Regions from separate parts of the Mus musculus genome. Here region 2 is linked to region 1. Evidence: chromatin loops called from intact Hi-C (ENCODE). Cell type or tissue: heart. All regions are shown on one strand. Each heading gives the region's core, and the rest is flanking DNA. Links, peaks and the distances in the headings are about the cores only.

Evidence for each region. A loop is a pair of places that touch in the nucleus more often than their neighbours do. Peaks named below come from ENCODE experiments on the same cell type or tissue, not always from the same donor. Only the 100,000 strongest peaks of a DNase experiment are listed, where the experiment ranks them.
Region 2: a loop joins it to region 1, with 2.8 times the contacts of the local background. A loop is called at or near these places in 3 of 42 quality-filtered maps.

What each region holds. Positions count from the first base shown.
Region 1 is chr15:93,570,434-93,583,189 of GRCm38, forward strand. All of the region lies in intron 1 of Prickle1 (prickle planar cell polarity protein 1), which reads right to left. Among named protein-coding and RNA genes, the nearest start is that of Prickle1, 19 kb to the right of the region's middle. In heart, for the core only: CTCF peaks have their summits at 5,631 (motif pointing left), 6,738 (motif pointing right) and 9,636; a DNase peak (open chromatin) is centred at 5,618.
Region 2 is chr15:93,364,993-93,377,748 of GRCm38, forward strand. No RefSeq gene overlaps it. Among named protein-coding and RNA genes, the nearest start is that of Gm26371, 27 kb to the left of the region's middle. In heart, for the core only: a CTCF peak has its summit at 7,054 (motif pointing right); no DNase peak of the experiment used is centred there; H3K27ac peaks cover 464 bases.

The DNA of each region.
Region 1 (12,756 bases), core at 2,176-10,175:
TGAGAATTAAAATTCCAAATCCACTTAAATGGACTATCTTTCGACTTTTGGGTACACACACACCATCTCTGAAATGTGTATGCAAATTTACACTCGTTCTATTGTTCAAGACTGTTTGTTAGCTAGCGTGGAAACAGGGAAAAGAGGGCAAAGGAGGCACAAACAGGAGAGCACAAAGGGGCAGGGAGGGGGTGGGGTCAATTTTTATAATTGACCAGAACTTCTGAATCTTACTGGGACTAGGCAAGAGGCACACCTTATCAGGGCTGAAGCCAGTATCACCAACTCTGAAGGTCATCTCACACGAGGGTACCACTATTTGAAAGGACCCATACAAGTATAGATGGATATCTGAGTCAAGAAAAAAGCCCCCATTGTGGCGGGTCAGCCCTATCTCCATGCAAGAGGCTCTGATAATAGTAACGATACCGCTAGCATTGACTAGTCATATAAAAATAGGAGTAGAACTCCATCCTGAAAAAGAACAAAGAAGTGGGCCAGGGTTTGTGATGGCTGAAATCATAAATTCTTTGAAGACGGGTTATATCCGACCCGCTCCCTGGAGGCATTTGTCACCTCGCTGACAAGATCAAAATGAGATAAGCCCCAGAAACTCTTTGAAGCTATTAGAAAGCCGATGTCAGGGAAGGGCCTAGAGTTAGACTATCAAACATCCTTCCGAGGCTCATTAATAACCAACTGTCACCTGCTGAGGTGGACCACATATCCAGCACTAATCCATTCCCCCTTTCCTTGAGTTGTATGTATTGTTAGTAAAAGATCCATTTAAAGTGCCCACAATAGAAGTAACAGTGGCCAGGCGTTTCCCGTAAGAACCGGACTTTTCCACACCCAGTCACTTCTCTGACCTTTGTCCCACAGAATGCTCCCTTTACCCAGGTTTTTCTCCTGAATACTTATTTTGTTTTTTTTTTTTTTCCCCTACTCTGTTTAACTTATGACTTTTGTAGCCGTCTGCAGGAGGTTAACTCTACTCTGCCTAAGAATTAATGAAGCATTTTGTTTTAAACTTCTAAACCTTAGGTTTAGAAGGTAACACGTTTTTTAAAGATGGGGTAAAATACATGCTGCCGATTCTTAAGAGAAACTTATTAGAGTATAAATGAGATCTGTGAGACTTTCCATTCAGGACATTTTGAGTACCAATGACTGAGTTCTTAAGTGCAGCGATATCCATGGTGCACTTGTATACAGTACTTATGAAAAGCCATGTCAATCAAAAGCCATGATATTATTTAGTCATAAGGTACTTCTTAATTACCCATAATCCCTCCTTTGAGAACTCGAAGCAGGGGAACCTCAAGTTTTAGGACAACTTGGGCCTACTGAACGTGGGTCTACCTGTCTTAAAAAATAATCAAACCACAGTGATGCACGGTCAATGTAGCCTCTAAAGGTACACTGGGGAAAATATAACTCATTTGCAAATCAAGAGGTTAAGAAAAAAATTAAGGCACATGCATATGTTAATACAGTAATATGAAAGAGGGAAAGACTAAGACAGAGAGGGAAAACTCCCTGGAGACCATGTGAAGAGAGAAAGAATTCAATTTGAGGTCAATAAAATGTCAATGCTCTATCTATCCATCCATCCATCCATCTATCTATACTACAAAAAGTTTTTAAAAGATTACGAAGTACTTGGAATTGGTTGATAAAACATTAAGAATGGTGAATTCTGAAAGAAAGCAATTCTGGATTAGAGCTTACAGACAAGAATTAGGGTTTGTAACTTGGTGGTATGCATCTCTAATGCCACACTCAGGAAGCAAGAAGCAGGTGTTTCTCTGTGGGTACAAGGCCAGCCTGGTCTATCCAGTGAGACCCTGTCTCAAAAATAAAACAAACAACAACAAAAACAAACAAACAAACAAAGATTCAGGGGCTGGATGGTTCAGTGCATAAGAGCATTGGCTGCTCTTCCAGAGGACCTGGGTTTGGTTCCCAGCACCCACATGACAGCTCACAACCATCTGTCACTCCAGTCCCAAGGAATCCAATACGCTCTTGTGACCTCAGTGGACACCAGGCACACTCGTGGTACCTGTGAATTCAGACAAACACTCATACACATAAAAATAGACAAATCTGTAAAATAAAATAAGAATTAGAACTAGCCATTCGTGAGAAACAGACCCATGAATGAGTCAGTATAAGAAAACAAAGATGCAGGCTGGAGAGATGGCTCAGTGGTTTAGTGCACTGGCTGCCCTTCCAGAGGTTCTGAGTTCAATTCCCAGCAACCACATGGTGGCTCACAACCATCTGTAATGGGATCCAGTGCCTTCTTCTGGTGTTTCTAAAGAGAGCGACAGTGTACTCACATACATAAAATACATTAAAAAAAAATCTTAAAAAAAAAGTAAAGAAAAGAAAGATGTGAGGTTTCAGGAGCAAACACACAGAGAACTGCCAGCGCATGGGAAAGACTGACGGGAATAAATAAAATGTAAATATTACTTTCTAGTATGGAGAAGACATTAGGAAGACTGGCCTTAATATCTTAATTACCGTAAGAAAAGAGAAAATTATATGCAGGTGGAAGAAAGTTGGCAACATGACTTGAGAGAAATCACTGGCCGGAAACATTGGATGGCCGACAGAGACAGTTTGTACTAAAGTCTTAGCAGGTTAAATAAAAATATTTAAACTATAACCAGGAAAATTCCGTGATTTCGGAAACTGCAGCTAACTGGCAGCCACAGCCGAAACTTGCCTCAGGCAAGTAAGGCCAGAGGCGCAAGAGGGACATTTCTTCTCCGTCTGTGTACGGGCTGCAGGTGGTTTGTGTCTGTTTGTTTTTTGGGTCCGATTTGTTTTCACATTTATTTGCAGGATAAATGGACACAGAGAAGGCTGGACAATTGCTTGATATTTAGCAGACGGAGAAGAACCCAAACGTTACGGGAGCCAGGACATTTTTTTTAAAAAAGGATTTCAGAGGTGCTATTAATGATTATTAACTAGGGCGGCACAAATGTTTGATGCTGGTCACCCCAAACAATTAGCAGTCTCCTGCTCCACCCTCCCCTCCTCTTTTGATGATAGCCAGGGTCTCCCTATGTAACCCAGGCTGGCCAGAAATTCCATAGATAGACCAGGCTGGCCTCACATTCACAGAGATCCACCTGCCTCTGCCTCCTGAATGCTGAGATGAAAGACATGCACCACTAAATATGGTCTAACGATGTCTAAAGTGAAATGACACTAAGAAAAATTGCCTTGTCAGTCATATCATTTCCACGATTAAACATCCCTTTCTAACCACTATTGAGTTCTTTCTTGGGGGTCATATTTTACAACCTACAAATACTTAACACTTCCTAAGCTTCAGGCAGACTTTCCCACTAGACAAACGTGTATTTGGAAGACAGCGGGAGGGTGTCTCAATTATTTGTATCCCAAAGTTTCTAGTGGAACATAAACAAAATGAAAAGGACACATTTACTATTGTGTAACGGTGTGCAGGGTTCAACTGTGCCAGTAACAGACAGCAATAATTCAATTATCACACATAGGATTAACTTACATTTAATTTGCATGATTAACTTATATTCGTAATTGGGCGAGGACACTAACAATAGACAACTGGAAGCACACAAAGACTATAAAAGAGTTAACTACATTTAAAACCATTATTCACCACCCTGGGGTGGTGGTGGTGGAGGTGGCGGCGCGGTGATGGTGATGGTGGTGGTACTGCATGCCTCGAATCCCAGCACTCAGGAGGCAGAGGCAGGAAGATTTCTGAGTTGGAGGCCAGCCTGGTCTACAGAGTGAGTTCCAGGACAACCAGGATCACACTGAGAAACCCTGTCTCAAAAACTAATTAATCAATCTTTATTCACAAACACCAAGTCAACACAGTCAGACAGCAATACAAACATTGTATGTTATTATTACTATTATTATTATTATTTTGTTTTGTTTTGTTTTGTTTTTCGAGACAGGGTTTCTCTGTATAGCCCTGGCTGTCCTGGAACACACTCCGTAGATCAGGCTGGCCTCGAACTCAGAAATCCGCCTGCCTCTGCTGCCCAAGTGCTGGGATTAAAGGTGTGCGCCACCACTGCCTGGCTGTATGTTATTATATTATACTTCCTCCTGTGGAACACTTCTCATGGAGAGAGCCCTGAGCCTGGACCTTGAAGCACAGACCTTCTTTAAGCTAGTTAATCCCACCTTGGAGCAATACAAGGGTGTGGCTGTAGGGAAGGCAAGGTCTGGGGCAGGGGTCACACGACCGCAGAGACTGAGCTAAATGCTTCTCTAGAGTGCGTAGTTTGGGGATGGGGCAGTAAGGAGGGATCATGGGAAACAACTGCTCCTCTTCAGGCCTCTGTGTGGGCCAGGAAAGATAAGCAGCATGTGTGTGTGTGTGGGTGTGCGTGTGTCATCTATGTGTGTGTGTATCTATGCATGTGTGTGCGAATGTCTTTGTGTGTATATGCATGTGTGCGTGTGTGTATACATATGGTGCACGTATGTGTGAGAAAGTGTGAGTGTGTGTGAGTCTGTTTGTGAGTGTGTGTGCATGTGTGTATGCATCTGTGCGCCAGTGTGTGTATATGCATCTGTGTGCAAGTATGAGTATATGTATGTGGTTGTGTATGTGTCTGTATGCATCCGTGTGCAAGCACATGTATGTGTGTGTGCGTGTGGTGTACATGTGTGTGTGTGAGAGAGAGAATATGCTTGTGTGTGTGTGCTTGTGTATGTTTGTGTACGCGCACACTGCAAAGGCCTGAGTGTTCTGCCTCAGGGACCAGCCCTCTTGTTTTCTGACAGTGTCCTTCACTAGCTGGGAGTTTTCCAGGTAGACTAGCCTGGCTAGTCCTTGAGTCCCAGAGATTCTGCCTGTCTCCACATCCCCACCTAGGGAAAAACTACAAGTTTTTGTCACCAACTCAAGTTTTTTAAAGCATGGGTTTGGGGAGGGGGGCAAATCCGGTCCTCGTGCCTATATTTTACCAAATGAACTATCTCCCGAGCCATGTTTTTTGTTTTGTGTAGCCCAGGCTATCTTAAAGCTTGCTATGTAGCTTAGGATGACATTAAACTCCTCACTCCAAACTCCCAAGAGTGTAATTATATGTCTAGCATCCCTACCCCCAGTATATTATTTTAGCAGTAAATAAAACAAGAAAGGAAAAAAACCCAATAGTACATATTCACATTTTCATATATATTCATATTCATATTTCCCCCCAAAAGAACCTTTCGGACCGTCTCCTTTCACTTGAATGTACCCTGTGTATTTTTTCATACTACTTTCTCTCTGTACTTTTGCTTCTTAGGCGGTGCATACTTTTTCCACCATTTTGTCTTAGCTTTTAATGTCTAGAAGAGCTGTCTGCTAGCCCTTTTCAAAAGCAACATTATATGAGACATTAAAACAGTTCAGGTACAAAGTGAGTTCAGCAAGAGACAACATAAGAGTGTTAATTAGGGATCATCTTTAACTCTAACAACAAAATTTCCAAACCTCTTAGTGCGCCTAGGTTTGCAGTTTTAAATGAAGCCAAGTTCCTTGGTAAAAAGCCAGCACTTCTGGGTGTGCTTGGTTCGGAAGAGGTCGTTTCTAGCTCAACAGTGCCCCCTAGTGCTTATTTTCCTCCTGTTGGCTGAGGGAGGAGTTTTGCAAAGCAGTCACGTTAAGGACAGTCTATTTGTCACTGGATTCATTAACTCAGGTTTTAGATCACAGTCTCTAGCACACTTATGGCCCAGCTGTGCTGATTAAGGAAATTGATTGCACTGTTCTGAGGTCTTGGAGAAAAAGCAAGACACAGACGAAAAATCAAAAGCAGGCATTTAACATTTTTTTTAAACCGACCTGTGCAATTAAACCTCCCCTTCAAACAAGACAAATTAACTCCTTTGTGGTGACATAGTCCCTGGGATAGATGGATCAATCATGGGGACACAGCTCTTCATGTTGAAGTTGAGGGATATGATAGTTGCCAAGTCTGCTGGCAGGTATGCCTGGAAGCTGAAGAGCAGATTCTGAAAGCAGGGATAGGTGGAGGGCGTCACGGGCACCGCATGTCCCAGGGCATTCCTTCTGAGAATCAATCGCAATCAATGTCCCAGCGTGGTATCTGGTGGCACCAGGCTAATAGGAAGCTGGTCTCAGGTTCATGAGCTCATTAGCCGTTGCACTGGCCTGGTGCGGAGACACCTGGGTGGCTGTGTCCACCTACCTGACTAACCCTGCTGGTGCCGGTAGTCTGGTCCTGTTTCTCAACTCACTCATGACCTATGTTTTACTATGCATTGTTATAAAGCTGTCTGGGTCCGTGCTTAAATGACTGTTTTCCAAATGGGTCATGAAGTGACTTCGTGATAAAATTCACAGGAGTCCTAAGGAGTTAAGGAGCTTTGGCCTCGGTTTTAAATAAATCCCATATGGCAGCTCGGCAGACAAGACACATCTCTGACTTCCACAGCTTGTGGGCTGTGATTTGCTGACTGGGTGCAGCTCTCCTGCCTTTCTAAAGCATCCGGCTTATTCATAATTATGTAAATCCTCAAGAAAGGCCCTTTACGTTTATTCAGTGTTCAAATTATTACTTTTTTTTAATCTAGGAGACTACTTTGTCACTGTTTATATATCGATATCAATAATAATAAAGTTTAATTTAAAAAAATTTATTTACTTTTTAATTTATTTAATGTATGTGATACATGGTTGCTGTCTTTAGACACAACCAGAAGAGGGCACTAGATCCCATTACAGATGGTTGTGAGCCACTATGTGGTTGCTGGGAACTGAACTCAAGACATCTGGTAGATCACTCAGTGCTCTTAAGCCCTGAGCTATCTCTCCAGCCCCCGTCTGCAGTTTAATTTAATAGGAAATAGTTGGGTGGATTTCATTTTGACCCTAAAAGTTGTCTTAGCAAGTATGAGACCTTCTAGGATCCTAGACTTTATCACACAGATTCCCCTCTCCCAAATCGCCCCCTCCCCCAAATTCTACTTTCATCTGGTTGGCAGAGCAACACGTGGCCCCCTTCTGCAGCATTCCTATGTAATATCAGGGTGAGGAGAAAGTTCAAGTATTTTGGCCCCCTCCATATTGTGTCATAGATTGGGGTGGTCCTCAAGCTAAAACAAAAAGCAACCCCAGGAAGCACTCTCCCACTGAGCGGCATTCCAAGCATGATAAAAGCTATTTTCTGAAGGAGGTATTTGAAGAATAAAATTACAGGTTATTTTCTCCTCTAAGAGAATACATAAAAGCTAAAAGACAACAGAAGGAGGAAAAAGAAGAATGCCCGTGTAGCTTATATTACATAGTTGATTGAAAATAAATTCCTTGAAACTAGAAGGGAAGCCATTACCCACTTGTTAAACAGTTGTCCGAGTCTATGCTCGATCGTAGGAAACCAAACGCTGGCCAGACACTGGCACCGGTCTGCAGCCAGTCCTCGCACTTGCCTCCTTGGAAGCAGTAGGTGACTTCGCTGGTTAAAGGCTTTGGGTTCAACCGCGTCAAGATCCACATCACCAGCTGGGAGCTTGGATTTGCTTTTTGCTGTATCGTGTTATGATTCCTACCAGCATCTCACATGTCCTGAGCCCTTAGGTACTGATGAAAACATTCAGCCTGATGGCTCTCAGTCCTCCTTGGACATCACAACACTCACGTGCTGAGGGAGGTCCGTCATTCCCTGTCATTCCCCTCCCCAGAGCGCCTGGGAGCTAAGCGCTGTCCTGCCACACAGCAAAGCCTTGAAGGCTGTCCTGCCACACAGCAAAGCCTTGAAGGCTGTCCTGCCACACAGCAAAGCCCGGAAGGAAGGACCTCAGCTTCTTTTTCCGGTTCCTCCTACGCAAGACCTGGTCATGTGACATGGCGGACTATCGCAACAACTTTGTGGTAGGTAAACCAAGAACAAGATACACGTTTTAACTGCGAACAACTTGAACAGGTTTCACTTAAAAACTAAGTTAGGAAGATGCATAAACATTTGTAAACTGAAAACAAACAAAAAAAGGTCACACGGGGTGTGGTGGTGCACGCTTTTAATCCCAGCTTTCAGGAGGCAGAGGCAGGAGGATTTCTGTGAGTTTGAAGCCTGATTGTTCTATATAGTAAGTTCCAGGCCAGCCAGGGTTACACAGTGAGAGACCCTGTCTCAAAAACAACAAAACAAAAGATCTCCTCCCTCAAAGATCTCTACCTAGTTAGTACACTGATGTCTACAACTGCTGAAGATAGCTCTCTGGGGCGTGGCATCTGGGTGGGAGAGTCCTTGCATAGCAAGCACAAGGCCCTGAGTTTGATTCCCAGCGCTGCAAAGAAATAATACATCGAAAGCAGATAAAAAATAAATCTCAATTATTTCCTTTACATGTTTTACAGCAACACAACTTATAGCACTTAAAAAGAAAACCTAAAAAAATTAAATCGCACCCTATCAATGTATCCATCAAAGATTAAACCACGACAACATTTTGCAAATACAAAATCTTTCCCAGCTGCCTAGTCACCTGTGCAGAACAGCAAAACCAAAAGCAGCACGGAGGCCGACTTAATCCCAGGAGAAAGACCCCAGTTTCTTCTTTATTTTTAATATATATATATATATTTTTTTTTAATTTATTTTTTTTAATCAGCTAATCAGGGAGTCCCCTTGGTGCTAAGGAGTTATTTCCTCCTAAACAAACATCTGACTGAAAATCACTCCATACTCGCTCGCTCTGAGGAACTGAATGGCTGAACAAATACGAATACTCCCTGGAGTAGCTGGCTAGAGAAAAAAAATGAGAACGACTTTCCCAAATCTGCTTTTAGATACGGCAGCAGGAAAGCAGACATGCTTCACTGACCATCGAGAGCAAGCCAGGGCCTCTGAAGGCCTTTGCCTTCTAGAGCAAAGGACAAGGGTGCCTCTCCCTCCTCCCCACCCCCGACCCCTAGCCCCGTCATGGTCACAGTAGAACCATTCCCATAGCTCCCATTCACATCTCTCTTCCTTTGCTCGGGGCAGGCAAGCCCACTCATGGGTATATATCATCACCAGCTCTGCTCCCTCCAAGGAGGCAACATCTAAGTTAGCTTCCACATGGGGGTGACAGTAAGGACACTGCTGACAAGGACAGAGCACTGACGGGTTTGATCAGAGAAGAAAGGAAGGGAAAGCAAGAAGCCTGAAAGTATCATGTGCAGTTATGTGCAGTCACAGGAACACTGTCAGGAAGGGTCTCAGGAACCAGCAGGGTGGGGCTCAGTCTTTCTCAGTCTTTGTCCAAACAGATGCCCTCTGTGGCCTTCACATATGTTTAAGGAACCAGGAACCTCCCCTCTCTAGGAGACAAGGAAGCTGGGAAGGCGGCTGCAGCCGCCATCTTGGAGTTGCCACATGAAATTCAGAACAGGTAAGTAAACTTGACATAAACAGCGAGTAGTTTGTAGGCAACACTCGATCAGGGCACATGTGCACTAAAACCATTGTTATCTGAAATGCAAATTTGACTAACATCCCACAAGAGGGTTTCTTTTGGGTTAACAGGCAGCCTGAGGCAGAACAACTTTCCTGCCTCCCAGTAAGGAAACCATGTTGGGCTCCGGGTAGTCTGGTGTTAGCATCGAGTGTTTAGCTCCCCCTACCGTGCCGTCAACGTCTGAAACCGCCTTTACTAGATGAATTCAAGCAACGAGTCTGAGCCCCACTGTCTGTGGATTTCCCATCAATAAATCAAGAGCATCTGGATGCTGAGAAAATTAATTAAAGCTCGTAAAACTCCTTGAAATTGGCATGTTCAGCCACATATGCTACAAAATATTTATCACACGCCAGACTGCCTGGAAACATGATCAGTAGCTACTAGAAGAGAAGAGATCCTAGAATGTTAAATCAAAAATTATAATCTTTCCACCTTAAAGGACTATAGCCGTAAGAGGATAGTTTACCTTTCTAAACAGGACAAATGAATAGGATTTCCTTTTAGATGAAAGGATAGTAGTTTATATTGTTATTCTAAAAGCTGAATTATAGCTTTAAAAAAAACATTTCATTTTGCTAAATTATAGGTTTTTTTTTGAAAAGGAATTCAAGAAATATCAACAAATGAAGACCTGGGCACGGTGGTGTACCCCGTTTAATCCCAGTACTCAGGAGGCAGCGGCAGGTGGATCTCTGAGAGTCTACTCAGCTAGCCTGGTCTACTTAGTGAGTTCCAGGCCAGACAAGGCTACATAGTGAGACACTGCCTCAAAAGGCGGAAGAGAAGCAGACAGAAGTGAGTCTGCTAATCTCCTATGTGGCTACTCCTTACTATTTACATCTGTAAGCTTTTATCTTATTATTAAAAAAGTTTTCGTGAAACAAAACAGAGAAGGCAACGGAGTAAGTCACCATCTGAGGCTACTGGATGACACTCGGGCGTTTCCTGTCCACAGAATCTCTACCAGAAGCTAACACAAGCGTCTCAGAAGCACAGCCTACATCTTTGCTCAAGTGGACCTTCAAGTCTCAGTGAGCCTGAAGGGTCTGACGTGTCCTGATGCAATGAAGAAAGGACACGTGTGTGCATACCCGGCGTCAGGGTCAGCTGTTCTCAGCCTGTAAGAGGAGTCTCCTATGCCAAAGCTTAAGGCCCCCACACGTGAGAAAGACAAGCTTGGAGGGAAGGCTGTCAAACACATCTCTTATTGCTGATTGGAACTGAGCATTGGTAAACGGGCAACAAACCCTTAACGAACAGCAAAGCCAATGCTCGATCCACGTACACTTGCGGCTCAGGAACTTCACGCTTCTCTCCTGGTTTCTGTACACTCTGCCTTGTGTCTAGAACGACTCAGTCTCCAATTCTTCATTCTTTAGGCTCAGGACTACCTTCTTTCACTTCCTGATGCTTTCCATCACAAATCACACGGAACAGCCTGCCGCTTCCCCTTTATATACATGTATATAAATACATATATACACTCATATTTCATTTCTAGTGCCCTTTTCCTCCTCTACCAACAGTTAATTCTTTCACGATTGGACTATTCTTGTGTTTGTGTTCTTAGAGCCTTACCCCATGCCTGGCCCAATGCGATCATTCAATAAAGGCATCTTGCAAGGAAACCATGCCCCCAAATTGAAATAAGCATGACAAAGTTGAATATTAAAGGCTAACATGCACATGTGAATATAGTGTCTTTCTCCTTTTACAGGAAAAAGGAAAGAGGATATGCAAAGTAGACATCACTACTCTGAAGTGATCCCATGGTCAGAAAAAGATGAAAGGGCCTTAAGAAGCTAGATCAACAGAAGCTGCTGTGACTTCCCTCAAGAGTCCCCACGAAAGTGTGCCAGCTATACCCTGAAGGGCTAGCCTCCAGACCAAGGGCTCGGTGGCTTGATTTCCATCCTGCCCTTAACAGCACCGAAGAGGCATAAAGGTGTCATTAAGAAACACGGGGTGTCTCTGCAGTACTTTCTCACACTCCCATTACCATTGGGTGGCGTTTGATCTTTGAGTCATGGGCTGAGGTGACCCAGATTCAAACTGGTGATTATTCATGTCGCATTATGGAGTCCTTCATATTGCACAGCACTTTGGAGTCACTCGGGAACCTGCTGGGAGATGCAGCACTGTGTGTTGCTATGCTGATTGGTATATGGAATATGCTGCTAGTGGCTTCGTGATTCCCAATGTGGGCTCCTGATTGAGTCTGGCCTCATTAGAAGGTGACAGACATTTGAGGTCTGAGAATCTGCTGCGAAGTGAATGGTTCAGCCGAGCACTAAAGGTACTTTCAGCTGGGTCTGGGCACGTGTGCAATCTATACCAGCCAAGACTAACACAACACACAAGGGACTTGCCTGTGTAGCATGCAGCTGCCTGATTTACCTGGGAAAGACACGAGGGTGCTATCGCAGATCTTTAAAATATTAGGAAACCAACTCAAGTGGGCCTATCTTCCAGCAAACCCTGTCATGGCATGGACATTTTACACAGTTGTTATTACGAAGTGACTTTATAAATCTAAGCGAGCAGAGCACTCACAGGTCCATGTTTTAACCCCCCCCCACACCATGTTTCCCATGATGAGCACAATGGTCACAGTTACCACTTCTTACCAGAGACAAGGCAGCCATTGTTGTACATATATCAACACTGGCAGCTTTCTGTTTAATAACCCTGCTTTTCTTTTGATTTTATTTTAGGTTTTTCAAGACAGGATTTCTCCGTGTAGCCCTGGCTGTCCTAGAACTCACTCTGCAGACCAAGTGGACCTCGAACTCATGGAGATCCACCTGCCTCTGCCTCCCAAGTGCTGTAGCATCCCCACCTCCCAGTTTTATTTTATTTTTATTTTATCTTTAGCTATCACATTGTACTGTCAATGACCTATTTAAACCAACTGTCAGGTCTGGGAAGTATAGACTCCCCGAGCTCTTCAAACATAGCCATTTCTGGGTTTTGAATTGGCCACAGGGAATAATGAATGACTAAAGCTGTAAGTTGAACCTGGCTAATAGGAGTAGTTTTGAGTGGACTCAAATAATTAATTAAACGATCAATTAAATAATTCTACCCATCCATTCAAGTAGCGATGGGGATTACTAGTACCACTTCACAGCTGCTAGTTACCACCCAGCCCCCACCCCCACCCCAGGAGCAAGCCTCCAAATCTCGTATTTTAGAATTAAAATTAATGAACTAAAAATGTCACCATGACCTTCACATCTAACTGACGAGACCGAGGCAGAGGAGAGAAGAAAGACTCGA
Region 2 (12,756 bases), core at 2,105-10,104, 210 kb before region 1:
ATCTCATTACAGATGGTTGTGAGCCACCATGTGGATGCTGGGAATTTAACTTAGGACCTCTGGAAGAGCAGTCAGTGCTCTTAACCACGGAGCCATCGCTCCAGCCCAGAAATTACCTTTCTCATGACTGAATCTATTCTGTTTACTGAGGCTCTGGGTCAGTGCGTGTGAGTTGCCAGGTTCTGGTTCTCTGAGGAGGAATCTGAAGTCAGTTTATCTGTCCAGTCATCTTTCCTTCCCTTCTCCCTTTCTTCCAACAGTCTCCCACTATGACACCTAGGATGGTCTCACCTTGTAATCCCACCTTTCCGAGTGCCAGGATCCCATGTGCTGAGTTCACAGGCCCGCTCTGGCCGACAGGCTTCCAAAGCAGGCCCCTCGGGCTGTTGGCAATGCAGCCACAGAGCAAGCTCGCTGGAGAAACCAGCTGTTCTGTGTCCTCTTGTCTCCTTTGCTCTTCCAAGGCTCGTCTCTTTTTTGCTTTGTTTTCAAATGTTCCTTACTTTCTTCAGTATATAAAACAGGTTTCTCTGACCCATAAAAAGCAAAAGTACTTCCCCAAATCTTTTCTTAAGTCATAAATCTGTTTTATAATTCTGTGTTGATTTTCCTTTGCTGTATTATAAATTACAGTAAAGCTTTACAGCCAAAGGTCACTGACCTGATCATGGGTCAAGCATCAGGGCAGACATGAGCTGAGCATCCTAGCTTGGCGTATCACGAGACCACAACTTTGGTATTGGTGCAGACATCATCTCAGAGGATGCCTGAAAGCACTGACCTCTTTTGGCAGTTCCTTAGAGGCTGTTGTCTAGAAGTCTCCAATAGCCGTGTGCCATGTGGGCCTCTTTCTCGAGCGACTCAAGATGCAGCTGGCTTCCATCAGAATGAACCAACCAAACAAGAGATGGGAAGCCGGATGTGAGCAAGACTGTTTTTTAAAGATTTTATTTTTTAATTTATGTGATATGTAGGGTGGGGGTGAGTGGGATGTGTATGCATTTGTGGGTGTGTGGGATGTGTGTGTTTCTGTGTCTGTATGTGTGTGCATGTATGTGATGTGTGTGAGAGGGGATGGGGGTGTGGATATGTTATGTGTGCAAATGTGTGAAGGGTTGTTTGTGTGTGGTGTATGTGTAAGCATGTGTGTGTAGTGAGTGTATGTGATGTGTGTGTATATGTGTGGTGTGTATGTATGTATGTGATATGTGTATGGTGTGTGTGTGGTATGTGTGTATATGTAAGTGTGTGTGGTGTGTGTTCATGTGTGTGTGTATATGTAAGTGTATGGTGTGTGTGTATGTGATTGTGTGTATGTGTGTGGTGTGTCTGTATGCATGTGATGTATGTATGGTGTGTGTGTGTGTGTTTGTGGTATGTGCACATGTAAGTGTGTGTGCATGTAAGTGTGTGTGTATACACACATGTACGCATACATGCACATGAGAGAGAGAGAGAGAGAGAGAGAGAAAGAGAGAGAGTGTTGGTGCCACAGTGAATATGTAGAGGCCAGAAGATGGCTTTGGGTGTTGTTGGTCCTCTGCCTTCTACCTTGTTTGAGACAGGGTCTCTTTCCTGTCAGTCTATACCAGGCCACCCAATCCAGGAAATTTCGGGGATTCTCCCATCTCCATCCCTCATCTCACCATAGGAGCACTGGGACCAAAGACTTCCATATCCAGCTTTACCAGGTTCTAGGAATTCAGACTCAAGTCGTACTGTTCAGGTGGCAAGTGCTTAACCAACTGAGCCACCTCCTCTGTCCCTTCACACTAATGTCTCACATGTTACCCCCTGCCTGCCTCCCTAGAGCATTGCTTTCTACCCTCTTGTCACGCATAGGGAAAACAGGAAGTGACTGAAAACCTGAAGGACAAGTGTCTTCTGGGTAAAGTTTGTTGTCATTACCACCAATATTACACTTCTTATTTATTTGTCACAACGGCCTTCACATGCATCCATGGACACCCATACACGCGAGCGTGTACGCGCGCGCGCGCACACACACACACACACATGCACACCCTGTTTCTTGGCTATAGTGCTAGAAGACTTTCAAATGAATATCTTTTAGATTATTGGACTACATAATTATACAGGAGCAAAACATAATATCTGTATGAACTTTATGTATGGAGTGTATGAAACTAGCCTATTTGCAAGTCAGTACTCTAGCACTTAAAGCTGTATAAAGTATAAGTGGCTTTCTTATGAATCCCATTTTTCCCAAGCTTTATTTTCCTACTCCTATTTCATTGCATTCTCAAAGAGATGTGTGAAATTTTATATAATCATAAAATAGACATTTCAAAAATGCCATTGGTTCTTACACTCAATGTTATGACGATAGCAGGGAGTTTTTGCTGCGCTGTTTCGGATCCTGGAGGAATGCACACGCACACCCGCCCGGGAGCTATCTTCGGATCCATGAATGAAAAGATACACATTCATTAGCTTACTTTTAGAATGCCTTGGCTACTTCAATGGCTGGGCACTCCTATACCTTCCCCGGATGCCCCAGGCCCAATCAGGGAAGTGGCCAGTGGCCACCCACCCGAGTTCTCACCTGGCTGGTTGGCTTTCTATCCTGTCAATACTGTGCCCCATCCTTCTTTCCCAGTCATGGTGATTCTGCTCTAAAATCTAAGGGTCATGGGCCATTGGCCATTGACATCTTTATTGACTGATCAAAAACCAATTGGAGACAAAGACCTTTAGCATTCGGGCACGCAGATTCCCAGTTGAATCAAAGCATTAGAACCAATTTCCAACATGTAACTCTTTATGGTTAGATCATGTGAGATTGTTAACTCTTGGCATACACATAACCTGTCTTTTATTCCTACGCAAGTTAATTAAGATGGGGATATTATCTAAATTGATGCCTTAGTGATGTTTCTTAAAGGGCCTGTCATTAGCTAATCAATCCCTGTCCTAGCAAAAGCAACAAAACTAAAACCCACTGCCAGCCCTTTCTGCAAGTGAGCTCATTAGTCCTGACTAACAAGGCAAACAGTATTTGCAACTCTGTCATTGAGAACACTCTTAGGAGGTCTTCATTAGCCCTGATATATGTGAATACAGACACATGAGAAAGCAAATAAGCAAATACAGGTGATTCATGAGTCGTTCCCAGATAAAGCTAGCTGTGAGGTCCCGGTGTAGAGAGAAAGAGTTGACGGTAGGGCTAAGCTTTGCTGAAGTCAAAGCTGGAAATCCCACTGGTCCTAAGAAAGGTGATAAATGTTATCCTATATTTAGAAACAGCCATTGGGGGCTGGTGAGATGGCTGAGCGGGTAAAATCACTGACTGCTCTTCTGAAGGTCCTGAGTTCAAATCCCAGCAACCACATGGTGCCTCACAACCATCCGTAATGGGATCTGACGCCCTCTTCTGGTGCATCTGAAGTCAGCTATAGTGTACTTATGTAAATAATAAATAAATCTTTGGGCCAGAGCAATCAGGGACTGAGCAAGCTGAGTTGACCGGAGTGAGCAGAGGTCCTAAAAATTCAGTTCCCAACAACCACATGAAGGCTCACAACCATCTGTTTTATGTACTCACATACATAAAATAAATAAATAAACCCTTGAGAGAGAGAGAGAGAGAGAGAGAGAGAGAGAGAAAGGAAGGAAGGAAGAGCCATTGGCCGAGCCTTTGTGAATAAACCAATTCCTGCTGTTCATAAGAGACAAATGAGGCTCTGCTGATTTATCTCGGGCAGATCATGTGCCCTGAGCTGTTCCCTGACAGTAGAGACAGATTTACACACACTCTCGCGCTTTCTGGCTCAGCACTTGTGTAGGGCAGTGGACCATGCCAGGAAACTTGGTAAGGTCGAGTGGGTTGGAAGTGTAGAAACCTGAGAGAACAGTAGCTGCTTCGCCTGCTTCCAACCAGACCCCTGTCAGTGACCGGGCTCCCTACATAGAAACGAGACCACCACGTAGATCAGAACAGAGTTATCCATGCTGTTGCGCTTTCTAGAAGCCCTGAGGGTTTAGCCAATAAGACTGCCTGCCCAGACATTCTTTCCTGCAAAACGTATTTAATCTCTGGTCCACATTAAGGAGATGGTATGCACCCATTTTCCATGATGAACAATCAATAAACAGTTTGGAACTAAAGACTGTCTCTCACCTAGAACTGCCGCGGAGAGCACGGAGAAAGCTTTGGTCTACAGCGCCGCACAGCCTGTCTCCTGCTGAAGCCCCTCTGAGCTCCCAGACAACCGCTGCTAAACTAAGGACAGTCGCAGATGAGCTAAGCTGGTGTTCTCCCTTACCTAGGCCCTCCTCAGCAGCGACTGGATGTCCAGAAGTTTGGGAGCCCTCAGCCCCAGGGTCCTCATCAAAGACCCATGGATCCCCTGACCCTCCGATCCGACTCCTCTTCGCAGTTTGCAGTGGCGACTGGACACTCAGGAGTCAGGGAACCCCAGCTTCGACTTCCCACATCTTAGGCTGTGTCTTCCCATTCCCCTGATAGGTGGGTGTATCGGCGCTTTCCTTGAGCCCAGCACCGGACAGCAGGCATAAGATAAATGCAATCTAGCGCCTCTGAGTTCCAGCGGAGTTCTTACACCCCAGCGGCGAGGCAGAATGCTAAACCACACATTTGTGCAAACACCTGAGTGTATTCAAGATACAACCAGGATGGTGGAAGTATTAAAGAAGAAAATCAAAGTATCTGACCACAGAATCTCATGTTAACGTCTATCAAAAGTCAGGTTTGAGGGTAGAGATGTGAGTCAGTGGCAAAGCATTTTCTAGCATGAGCCAGGCTGTGCATTTTCACACATGCCTCGTCCCCTAGCCCGTGCACAGACGCGCGCGCGCGCCCACACACAGTGGGTTTGGTGTAGCATAACTTTGAGTTCACTGGAAATCAGACTACAGACTATGTAGCATATCTTTACTGGATTCTACGAAGGTCTTTTTTTGTTTGATTCTTTTAGTTCAAGCTGATTTAACCTGAATTTTCCTCAGGACTCTTTTCTACCCATCTTGATTAGTTTTCGTTGTCATTGGACGGTAGGGCTCTGTTCTTTGCCAATCTCTGTTTCTGCTTTTGCTTTCTTTCCCAAGAATTTGCTGACCTGCTCACGCCATCCTCTCTACCTGGCTCCAACTCGTGGCCTGCTTAGCTTAGCTCTTGTCTAACAATCTGTAAAGGCTTACATCCATCACACAGGACAAGACTGAGAGAGCCATTAAAACAGGGGGAGCCAGTTCTGTCCGCCCTGTGACCTCTGCTACTGAAATGGTCTCAACTGTGGGCTGTTTAGTTGAAGTTTCCCAACAGTTTTGGATTACAACCTTCAAGTAAGGAAGATGCAGATGCATAGATGTGATGCAGATGAATAGAATACAAACATTTCCCTCATTTTTAAAAGATTTATTTATTATTATATATAAGTACACTGTAGCTGTCCTCAGAAGAGGGCGTCAGATGTCATTACAGATGGCTGTGAGCCACCATGTGGTTGCTGGGATTTGAACTCAGGACCTTCGGAAGAGCAGTCAGTGATCCTAACCTTTACGGTATGAATACAGAGTCTTCGTGGGAGAAAGTGCTTCATGTACCAAACAAATTCAAGGGAACAAATGCTAATTTGGAGTTATTTCACAAAAAATAAATGTGGAACGACAGTCCGACTGTTAGAGATTAAAACCCAGGAAATAAAAGTCTTAATATATTCCCTCAAGTAAGTAATGATCTTCCATGTGTCTGGGTGTTTGTTTTGTTTTGGTTTTTTTTTTTTTTGTTGTTTTTGTTTTTCGAGACATGGTTTCTCTGTATAGCCCTGGCTGTCCTGGAACTCACTTTGTAGACCAGGCTGGCCTCGAACTCAGAAATCCTCCTGCCTCTGCCTCCAGAGTGCTAGGATCTAAGGCATGCGCCACCACTCCCGGCATGATTTTCAGTTTTGTTTCAGCTAAAATTATTTGCACCAGACTCAAAGAAATATATATATATATATTATATATATATGCATGCTACACATGACTGTTTAATATTTTAACTCTTTCATGACTGCTGGTATTTAGTATTTAGTGTTATTAGGGTATTACTGCTGTGAAGAGACACCATGACCAAGGCAACATTTACAAAGGACAGTATGTAATGGGGGCTGGCTTACAGTTGCAGAGGTTCAATCCATTTTCATCATGGCAGGAGGCATGGCAGTGTCCAGGCAGAAATGGTGCAGGAGAAGGAGATGAGAGCTCTATATCTTGGCTCCCGAGGCAGGCAGAAGGAGACTGTCCCTTCCACACTGGGCAGACCTTGAGCGCTAGGATCCCTCAAAGTCCACCCTCACAGTGACACACTTCCTCCAACAGGGCCACAACTATTCCATCACACCTCTTAATAATACCACTTCCCATGTGCCAAGCATATGCAAACCACCAAAGTATATTCTACTTTTTAAAATTACTGATGGATTGTTACATTTGAGAAACAATGTGAGGATTAAATCAAAGGAAACACAGGGTGGCTGGAGAGATGGCTCAGAGGTTAACAGCACTGACTGCTCTTCCAAAGGTCCTGAGTTCAATTCCCAGCAGCCACATGGTGGCTCACAACCATCTGTAATGGGATCCAATGCCCTCTTCTGGTGTGTCTGAAGACAGTTACAGTGTATGAACACATAAAATAAATAAATCTTTATTTTTTAAGAAAAAGAAAGAAACACAGAAGAGCACATAACAGAAACCTTTGTTCCTATACTTTGTTAAAATTACAGTAATGAGCTGGGTGTGGTGACGCATGCCTTTAATCCCAGCACTTGGGAGGCAGAGGCAGGCAGATTTCTGAGTTCAAGGCCAGCCTGGTCTACAGAGTGAGATCCAGGACAGCCAGGGCTACACAGAGAAACCCTGTCTCGAAAAAAACAAAAAACAAAAAAAAAACAAAAACAAGCAAACAAAAATTACAGTAATGGAGTACTATGCTGTCACTAATGATATTTAGTCGGGATATTTGTTGCCTTCTTTTTTTATTATTATTATTGATACATTTCTTATGTATACAGCATTCTGCCTGCAGGCCAGAAGAGGGCACCAGATCTCATTATAGATGTCTATGAACCACCCTGTGATTGCTGAGACTTGAACTCAGGACCTCTGGAAGAGAGGCCAGTGCTCTTAACCTCTAAGCCACCTCTCCAGCCCCTCTAGTCAAGATATTTGAATTTGGTGTTGGGCCTGTGGTCTGTGATGGCACTGGGGAACTACATGCCTAACCGGACAAAACAGGACAAAACAATGCTTAGCTGTGTCTTTTACTTCTACCCTGCTGGAGCCCTTGTCCGTGTGTTTAGTAGCCCAGAAGAGATGTAGTGTCATCGAAAAGAAGGCTCTGACCACTTCCCGTTGTTCAAGTGAGTGGCCTTGGAATATTTTGAGCCGTCTTTATTTATACAGAAATTCAGAACATTCAGACTCTCTAATGAACTCTCTACTGATGACCTTTAGACCGTATCTCTCCAGGCCCTATCTCTCCAGGCCCTGTCTTTCCAGGCCCTGTCTCTCCAGGCCCTGTCTCTCCAGACCCTGTCTCTCCAGGCCCTGTCTCTCCAGGCCCTGTCTCTCCAGGCCCTGTCTCTCCAGACCCTATGTCTCTCCAGGCCCTGTCTCTCCAGGCCCTGTCTCTCCAGGCCCAGTCTCTCCAGGCCCTATCTCTTTAGACCCTATCTCTCCAATCCCTATCTCTCCAGGCCATATGTCTCCAGGCCCTGTCTCTCCAGGCCCTATCTCTCCAGGCCCTGTCTCTCCAGACCCTATGTCTCTCCAGGCCCTGTCTCTCCAGGCCCTGTCTCTCCAGGCCCAGTCTCTCCAGGCCCTATCTCTTTAGACCCTATCTCTCCAATCCCTATCTCTCCAGGCCATATGTCTCCAGGCCCTGTCTCTCCAGGCCCTGTCTCTCTAGGCCCTGTCTCTCTAGGCCCTATCTCTCCAGGCCCTGTCTCTCCAGGCCCTATCTCTCCAGGTCCTGTCTCTCCAGCCCCAGTCTCTCCAGCCCCTGTCTCTCCAGGTCCTGTCTCTCCAGCCCCTGTCTCTCCAGGCCCTGTCTCTCCAGTCCCTATCTCTCTAGGCCCTATGTCTTCAGACCCTGTCTCTCCAGGCCCTATCTCTCCAGACCCTGTCTCTCCAGGCCCTATCTCTTCAGACCCTATCTCTTTAGACCCTCTCTCTCCAGGCCCTCTCTCTCCAGCCCCTGTCTCTCCAGGTCCTGTCTCTCCAGCCCCAGTCTCTCCAGCCCCTGTCTCTCCAGGCCCTCTCTCTCCAGGCCCTCTCTCTCCAGCCCCAGTCTCTCCAGCCCCTATCTCTCCAGGCCCTCTCTCTCCAGGCCCTCTCTCTCCAGCCCCAGTCTCTCCAGCCCCAGTCTCTCCAGCCCCAGTCTCTCCAGCCCCTGTCTCTCCAGGCCCTGTCTCTCCAGGCCCTATGTGTCTAGGCCCTATGTATCTAGGCCCTAAGTAAATTTTGAACTCTCCCTCTCCTCAGTGTCTTGGCTTGCTTAGGTGCTCAGAAGTAGCTGACTTCTCCAAGTTCCTTCCTCTTTACCTCCGTATCCCCATCAATTTTGAGACCATCCAGTAAGGGATCTATCGGTCATGCCTTTCCGTAACCTTGTAAGCAGGAATCACTGCTCCATCTCCTAAGGATTGACGCTGTCCTTCTGGATACCTTCCCACTGGCCTTTTACCAAGCAGTCATCACAGAGCAGTCATCACAGAGCAACCGTGTGCCTTCCCATGGAGAAACAACAGAGCTCCCGCCAATCCCCTCATGTAAAATCCAGAGAGGGGGGTAAAACGTTTAGAATGTGTTCTTGGGTCAAAGCCACAAGCACCTTTAACCAAAGCAAGCCAAATTCCTGTGGCACTAAGGACTTATCATGTAGTTATAGAAAAGTGAGTAAACAGACCTTTTTCTTTTTCTTTTTTTTTCTTCTTTTTTTTTCCAGGGAGGCCATTAGCATATGGCCTCCCTCCATATGCTTATCAGTTGTATGTTTTGTCACCGTCTCAACACCCCTGAAAACACTGACCTTAAAAGGGAGATGACAGCTTGATCTCCATCCCCAAAAGAAACAAGAAGAAAAAACAAAGGGGTTAAAATGTTTCAGCTCAGTCTCTTCAGTGGTGGCGACAATGTGGCAGACAATGTGGCAGAGCAGAGCCATCCCAACCAGGAGGCAGAGCAGAGATGCCTGCGTTTCCCAGTCATGTCCTTTCTCTGCTTCCATCCATCTAGGCTCCTGGCCCTTTAAATCGGGGGTTCAGCACTCTCATGGGGGGCGGGAGGGTGTGCCATTCTGGTTCCTGTCCTCATGCTTGAAAATAGAGGTAGCTGGCACAGCCTAGATGTGTAGAAGGAGCTGGGTGAGTCAGTAGACTTAGAGCTGTGTAAATGCACCACCAATATTGGCACCATTGGTGCCAGGGTCCATAGGCCCACTCAGAAGAGTGATTGAGGTTAAGAGGGTCTCAAGGAGGGGATGGAGAGATGGCTCAGAGGTTAAGAGCACTGACTGCTCTTCCTAAGGTCCTGAGTTCAAATCCCAGCAACCACATGGTGGCTCACAGCCATCTGTAACGAGATCTGACACCCTCTTCTGGATTGTCTGAAGACAGCTACAGTGTACTTACATATAATGAATGAATGAATGAATGAATAAATAAATAAAGAGGGGCTCAAGGGTGCTTAACAGGAAGCTTCTAAAAACGTGCTGTGGGTGTGGCCATCGAAGGATGGATGAGTCAGAGGTCTCCATCCTCCCCAGATCACGGCCTCAGGACTTGACTGGAAAGAACTGTTACCATGGAAAATATTTCTAAGTATACCGAGATACCCAAAATTAAATTCTTTAAGAACCAAAGCAGACATTCACAGGTTTTTTCAAAAAGAAGAAGAAAATTCATATCTTTCAGTTTCAATTTATGTGTCTGAGTGTTTTGTCTACATGGGTATCTGTGTACCACATGCGTGGCTAGTGTTCACAGAGGCCAAGAGGCCAGCTGGTTCCCTGAAACTAGAGGTAAAAATGTGTGGATACTGGGAGTCAAACCCAGTCTTCATAGAGCAGCCAGTGTTCTTAATTGCTGAATCTTTAAAAAAAAAAGATTTATTTATTTTATGTATATGAGTATACTATTGCTCTCTTCAGACACACCAGAAGAGGGCATCGGATCCCATTTCAGATGGTTGTGAGCCACCATGTGGTTGCTGGGAATTGAACTCAGGACTTCAGAGCCAGCTCTCCAGCCCCTCCAGCCCCTCCAGCCCCTCTTTTAAGGGTTTTTGGTTTTTTGGGTTTTTTTTTGTTTGTTTGTTTGTTTTGTTGGTTTTTTTTTTTTTTTTTTTTACAAAGTTGTCTGTGCGTTTGTGCTTGCCTACATACACATGAGGTTGCATATACCACAGGACATATACAAAAAGTCAGAAGACTAAGCCGGGCGTGGTGGCGCTCGCCTTTAATCCCAGCACTCTGGAGGCAGAGGCAGGCGGATTTCTGAGTTCGAGGCCAGCCTGGTCTACAAAGTGAGCTCCAGGACAGCCAGGGTTACACAGAGAAACCCTGTCTCGGGGGGGGGGGGGGGGGGGGGGAGTCAGAAGACAACCTCTGGGAGTCCGTTTTCTCTGTCTACCAACCACACCTAGGGGTTGAACTCAGGTTTTTTGGCTTAGTAGCAAGTGCCTTTACCTACACTGAGCCATCTTGATGGCCTGATAGTCATGTCTTTGATATTGCTTTGTTCCCAGCTTGGGCTCTAGACATACACATTTGCATTTGGGGAGGTGTAGTGGTTTGAACAAGACTGGCTTCCATGGGCTCATATGTTTCCATGTTTAATCACCATCAGTTCAGTACAACCGTTTGGGGGAAATTAGGAGGCGTGGCTTTGTGGGAGGAGGTGTGTCACTGGAGGTTAGACTATGAGGTTTCAAAAGCCCATGCCACCCTGGGTATGGTGGCGCATGCTTTTAATCCCAGCACTTGGGAGACAGAGGGAGGTGGATTTCCCTCGTTCAAGGCCGGCCTGATCTACAGATTGAGTTCTTGGACAGTCAAGGCACAGAGAAACCCTGTCTCAATAAATAAATAAATAAATAAATAAATAAATAGCCCATGCCACACACGTCTCTCTGTCTCTCTCTGTCTCTGTCTATCTCTGTCTCTCTCTCTCTCTCTCTCTCTCCTCCTCCTCCTCCCCCCACCCCCGGCCCTTTGCCCCCTTTTGCCTGTAACTTCTGAATCAGGCTATAGCTCTCAGCTACTGCTCCCGCGCCATGCCTGCCTGCTAGCTGCCATGCTTTCCACCACTGTGATCATGGACTCACTGCCGGAAACTGTAAGCAAGCCCCCAGTTAAACTCTTTCTTTTATGAGTTGCCTTGGTCATGGTGTCTCTTCATGGCAATAGAACAGTAACGAAAACAGGTTTGGGTGAAGGAAGGATTAATTAGTCTTTAACTAAATGATCTAAAATAGCATGCCTACAGGAAACGTTAGGAGGAACAAACTCAAAACACGGTAGACAGAAACAAAATGAAGGACAAGAAACTGGTTTTACTCGAAAAAACAAACAAACAAACAAAAAAAAACCAAAACAACCACCCCTCCAACCTCAAAAAAAAAAAAAAAAAAAAAAAAAAAAGAAGAAGAAGAGGGTTTTAGCTTGCAGGCCCAAGCGAGAAGTCAGTGATTCTTAGTAAAAAACAGGTTTTTTGTTTTTTGTTTTTGTTTTTTGGTTTTTCAAGACAGGGTTTCTCTGTGTAGCCCTGGCTGTCCTGGAACTCACTCTGGCCTTACCAGGCTGGCCTCGAACTCAGAGATCTGCCTACCTCTGCCTCCTGAGTGCTGGGATTAGAGGCATGTGCTACCACGCCCAGCAAAAAACAGTTTTTAAGTTCCTGTTATAAAAATACCAAATAGTGTCCTCTATACAAAAAATAGGAAAAAGAAAAGAAAAAGAAAAGAAAAGGAAAGGAAAGGAAAGGAAAGGAAAGGAAAGGAAAGGAAAGGAAAGGAGAGGAAAGGAAAGGAAAGGAAATTATTCTAGATAGACATTCTCAGGAAATAGGGTTTTATGAAATGGCTCAGCTCATATAGGCACTTATAGTCTGATAAGTTATATTCAGGAACCCACACTGTGAAAGGAGAGAACCAACTCCAGAAAGTGTGCTCGAATGTGCGCAACACACACATACACACACACACACACACACACACACACACCACACACACACACAATAACAAGTTCTCAAGTAGAAGAAGGAATGAAGAGAATACAATATGGAAATTCTAAACGCAAATGAGCACAGACTGTATAATACAAGAGCAAGAGTTTCCTGTGATGCTCAAGAAAATAGCAAATGTAATCTACGATAATGTAAGTACATAAACCAATAAAGTGCTAATTAATATCAGAATTTGCTGTCATGAATATGTGCGCACATCCCAATAGAAATCCTTGTGGGTTGGTTGTTGCCTGCCTTCAAAGGCACTGGGCTGATTCTATGAGGGATATTGTTTTGCCAGGCTGAAATTAACTGAGTAATACTGGTTATATTATGAGATATGGTTTCCCACCTCCCAAAGTCTCTAGGCTCCATGGCAGAGACAGTGCAAAACAGAAGGGGCCTACATACATACAGTAATAGTACAGCCCTCAAAGCCACTCAGAGATACCCAAAAGATAAATGGCCAAGGTTCGAAAGGGCCTTACTAAACACGAGAGAGACTTGA